2 separate regions of the Mus musculus genome follow, and region 1 is linked to region 2. Evidence: chromatin loops called from intact Hi-C (ENCODE). Cell type or tissue: heart. All regions are shown on one strand.

Evidence for each region. A loop is a pair of places that touch in the nucleus more often than their neighbours do. Peaks named below come from ENCODE experiments on the same cell type or tissue, not always from the same donor. Only the 100,000 strongest peaks of a DNase experiment are listed, where the experiment ranks them.
Region 1: it touches region 2 in a loop (2.4-fold over the local background); 4 of 42 quality-filtered maps call a loop at or near these places.

Annotation. Positions count from the first base shown.
Region 1 is chr15:61,986,025-61,988,524 of GRCm38, reverse strand. Myc (myelocytomatosis oncogene) reads right to left here. Exons shown (of 3, transcript NM_001177352.1): 2 at 247-1,018. The coding sequence starts at 1,003. Among named protein-coding and RNA genes, the nearest start is that of Myc, 1.9 kb to the right of the region's middle. In heart, a CTCF peak has its summit at 1,417; DNase peaks (open chromatin) are centred at 404, 754, 1,304 and 2,354; H3K4me3 peaks cover 2,500 bases; H3K27ac peaks cover 2,336 bases.
Region 2 is chr15:62,220,992-62,223,491 of GRCm38, reverse strand. The region is part of intron 2 of Pvt1 (Pvt1 oncogene); the gene reads right to left. Among named protein-coding and RNA genes, the nearest start is that of Pvt1, 180 kb to the right of the region's middle. In heart, no CTCF peak of the experiment used is centred here; no DNase peak of the experiment used is centred here; H3K27ac peaks cover 1,490 bases.

The DNA.
Region 1 (2,500 bases), 230 kb after region 2:
CAAATGAAATTCCTGAGGGGTGGGAAGGGTGGGGGGTGGGGGTGACAACCAGGGCGGTCTGGGGGGGGGGGGGGGAGGGGAGGGAGGGATAGCTGAAGCACGGGAATCCAGGGATGAAGAGCTCTTAGACAGAAGGGAAAGAAAGGGGGAGCCCCGGAGGCCAATTGAATTAATGCCAATGAGTGGTGGAGAAGGAGGTCCATCCAACCTCTCGCTTCCTACCCTGCTGTGAATGGGGTAGCTTACCAGAGTCGCTGCTGGTGGTGGGCGGTGTCTCCTCATGCAGCACTAGGGGCTCAGGGCTGGCCCGTGGGGAGGACTCGGAGGACAGCAGCGAGTCCGAGGAAGGAGAGAAGGCCGTGGAATCGGACGAGGTACAGGATTTGGGCGAGCTGCTGTCGTTGAGCGGGTAGGGAAAGACCACTGAGGGGTCAATGCACTCGGACGCGGCGGCGGTGAGGTCCTGCAGGTACAGGCTGGAGGTGGAGCAGACGCTGTGCCCGCGGGCGGGGCTCAGGCTGGTGCTGTCTTTGCGCGCAGCCTGGTAGGAGGCCAGCTTCTCCGAGACCAGCTTGGCAGCGGCTGAGAAACCGCTCCACATACAGTCCTGGATGATGATGTTCTTGATGAAGGTCTCGTCGTCAGGATCGCAGATGAAGCTCTGGTTCACCATGTCTCCTCCAAGTAACTCGGTCATCATCTCCAGCTGATCGGCGGTGGAGAAGTTGCCACCGCCGCCGTCATCGTCTTCCCTTGGGGAGAAGGACGTAGCGACCGCAACATAGGATGGAGAGCAGAGCCCGGAGCGGCGGCTCGGGGACAGGGGCGGGGTGGGAAGCAGCTCGAATTTCTTCCAGATATCCTCACTGGGCGCGGGCGGCTGCAGCTCGCTCTGCTGTTGCTGGTGATAGAAATTCTCTTCCTCGTCGCAGATGAAATAGGGCTGTACGGAGTCGTAGTCGAGGTCATAGTTCCTGTTGGTGAAGTTCACGTTGAGGGGCATCGTCGTGGCTGTCTGCTGGAGGGGGCACAGCAAGGGAAGCAAGTCTAGAGTTATCCAGCTCTGGTTGGTGCGGAAACCTGGCGCAGCGCGTACCCCAATCCTGAACCACTCCCCTTTCAGCGTGCTGTACTTCCAAGTGTGTGTGTGTGTGTGTGTGTGTGTGTGTGTGTGTGTGTGTGTGTGGTTGGGGGGGAGGCATGCACTCTTTTACTCCCTACTATCAGTGACGCTCGTCGGACTAGCAGCTGCTCCGAGTCCCCGCCTCCTTCGAGCAGGGACTTAGCCCTGCAGACGCCCAGGAATCGCCATCGGCCTTGGCTTCAGAGGCTGAGGGAGGCGACTGTAGGGAATACAGTCTGCTAAGAGCCGAGGCGCAAAGTTTTGCGCCACCTGAAGGAGAAAGGCGAGAGGCGCCGCGTCGCTCGGCCCCCTCCCGTGTGCCGGCTCTCTGCGCCGCCGACCGGGTCCGAGTCCCTATTCGCGCCGTCGCCGCGCTCCTACCCAGCCGGCGCCGCCGCCCCTCTCCGCCCTCCTCTTTCTCCACCCCCAGCGCGCCCCCTTCCTTCCTTTGCCGGCTTTTCTTTCCGATTGCTGACTTGGAGGAGAGAGCTCAGTCTCCGGCTATCACAAGCCTCTCGAAATAAAAGGGGAGGGGGTGTCAAATAATAAGAGACACCTCCCTTCTACACTCTAAACCGCGACGCCACTGCACCAGAGACCCTGCAGCGATTCAGCACTGGGTGCAGGGCGTCTTCCCTCTCCCCGCCGAGGGTAGCAGCTGTTACGGAACCGCTCAGATCACGACTCACCGCAGTCTTCCTAGCAATTCAGGGGCGCGAGGGATACCCGCGGATCCCAAGTAGGAATGTGAGGATTCCCTCTGGTTTCCCCCAAGTCAACGAATCGGTCACATCCCTGTCCCAATTTTGCTTCTCCTCACTGCGCTAGCCCAACATCAAGTCCTAGTGCCGCGGGGGTCAGGCTTAAATTTTACTACGATCACTATTTTTAAAGCCAAAATAGCAACTTCTTAAAAGGCTCAGGGACGGGTTGCGATCGCCGCCGGGGATTGGCGGGCGGGACGCACCTCCGTGTCGGTCCCAGGCTGTCAGAAATGCACCAAGCTGAAATTTAAATGCCCTCTCAGAGACTGGTAAGTCAGAAGCTACGGAGCCTTCTCGCTCCCAAACGCAAAAGGTAATCCCTTCTCCAAAGACCTCAGGATTCCAAGGGCTTTCTTTGGCCACCACGAAGCGACCTCCCGGTTTGACCCCTCAAAGGACACATATCAATTAATGTAGCAAAGCAAGAATGTCCAACCGGCCGGGTCAGCGTCAGCCCATAGTAACCTCGGGAACCCCGCTTCAAAATGCATCCCGGTTTTTCCCTTCCCCTTTCCTCTGTCATCTTGACAAGTCGCTCTACCCCGACTCAGATCTACCCCAGCCTACCCCAACTACTCTTGAGAAAAGTGTCAAAAGCACAGGAATGGAAGAA
Region 2 (2,500 bases):
TGATGCCTGCAACAGCATCAGCTGTCCACTCCTAGGCATCAAGCCCTTCCCACCACCCACCGTGCCAGCCCAGGACATAGAGGTCTGGCAGCCATTGAAAAGAAAAGCTCCTATCTCTGACTCCTCAGCCTCTGATAAGAAATGTCATCCCTTGCTGGGTAATATTACTCTGCTAGATAAGGATCTCTATCTCCTCCAACATATGGCTCACTACAGAACACAGGGTCTGCTGGAGCAGGATAATTTATGCGCTTAAGCTGCAAACCCTGGGCAGTTTGAGAAGTGCATCGAACAGAACAAGAGTCAAATTATAACCTCTTCTGACCTGGCCTTGGGATTCCTCCCTGAGAAATGACAGCAACCTCCTCTACTCTACACACAATAAGCACTTTCACCCTCCTGCTGTCTCTAAAGGGCATTTGCACCAGCGTTATCAAGGCTCATCCTCACCAGGACCTCCAAAGCCGCACTTAAGTCTTCTTTTGCAGATCAGGAAATTGAGATTCAACAAGGGTGAGTAACACAGCCAAGGTCACCCAGGCAGCCGTACCCAGAGCACAGACTCAAACCCCAACAGATCTGACTCACCAGCACACTGTCAGATGGGGAGGCTGATCCAAGCCTCTGGGTTGTCTCTGCTCCAACAACTAAATCAATTAAGTCAGATCTGCCCAGGCTTAACTGGCAATGTCAGCTCCACACTGTAATCTCAAAGGTCCATTTCGATCATTCACCGCTCCTGATTTCTCTGAAGCCTGGGAAGGATGAGGAAGCCTTGTTGAGTCAAGATACTCAAGGAGAGGAAGGGGGCAGGGATGGGACCAGAAGAGGGAGAGAGGAGAGTGGGACTTAGATACTGGCTTCATGCACTCAAGGAGTAGAAGGTAGAAAGAAATTGCGGGAAAATTCTCTCTTCTCTATTGATTCATTCATTCGTTCATTCATTTGTTCATTCATTCGTATCCCTGGACAATCCATTACATGTCCATTCTGGCTTGGCCCTGGTAATCTCACTGTATCTGTAAGCAGTGCTAGACTAGACTTCATGAAAGACTGACAGGTCAGCGAAGAGACAGAGATAACAGAACATGACAGGGGTACCGTGTCTGCAGTAGATTGAATGGCTGATGTGGGGGACCGTGGCTGTGTGTTAAGGAGGAGATGGAAGTGAACCTCACACTCTGCTATTTTATACCCTCCTTTAAAAAAGCCAAGTCATCATGGCTAAGATTGGTGCTATTCTTTAGAGTGATTATTTCAACCATGTTCTGCATTGCCTCCAAGATCCATTAGTAACTACAATTGAACAATTTTAATTGACAAATAAAAATTACACATATTTATGGTATATATAATTGGTATATGGTATATATAATATGGCATATTTTATATATATATGCACATTGTAGAAGTCTAAATTCAACTAATTAATATGTGCATAAGTCATATACTTTTCTTTCCAGCTGACTCTTTTAAATAGCTATATAGCATTTCATTTTATAAAGATGTCCCAATTCAATAACCACAGCTAATAAAACTGAAGAGAGAAGTTACCCAGCCCTTCGCTAGGCAATCTCTAGGAGCTACTTCAGCTCCTTAGGGTGGCCGTACCTAAGACATCTTTCAGATATCCTTCAGATACATGAAGGATACAAGATGCGGTTAATTAATAACAGACTCAAAACCATCCTGAGTTATCACATTTGTAGAATCTCTCTTTGGTCCACTTGAAAGTGAGGAAAGTAAGAAAGGAGAAATAAATTTAGTGTTGTGGGTGGGCCACTTATGGAAAAAAGGACTAAGATGGGTCAGGGTGGATGGCTGGTTCTAATTTCAGTCTCTTTTACTACTGTCATGTGACCTTGATGTCATTGGGGACCTCAGCTTATCCCACGGCAGAGTGGAATAGGAATGGACCTGTCAGACAACGTCCATATTTGAGATTAAGCTGTATGTTTGATAGTCACACTGAGGAGTTATGGAAGCTATTATCTAGGCCTCCTGCAACTGCAGAGAGTGAAGGAGACTCAGGTGCACTCTTCCATGAATTTTTACACAGGGGAAAAGAGATCAAGGAGCAGTCATGCCGGCTACATGAAAGTTTTCCTCAGGCCCACCGCACGGGTGTCAGCAAGGGGACCAGGTGGGGCCAGAGATAGGGCAGGAGCTCAGGGTGTGACAGAGGGCTGCCCAGAGAGGCATTCAGATAGGCTATGCTATCTGTGAACAATAGAACCGTTGTCCTGGACCCGAATCTGACAAGAGGGGATAAGACCCCCGGAAACACAAGCCCAGATAACTAGCCAGGGTGGCCTCTCAACACCATCCCCAGCCTGTCTGTTATTTCATTTATGCCATTCATTCATGCACCCTACAGTGTGTATCAAGCACATACCCAGAATTGTATTAGAAGGTGGAGATATGGTGATGAGTGAGACTCTTGGCCCCACTGTCAGGAAGCACAAAGATAAGAATGACTAGTAAGGACCCGTTAGCCTGA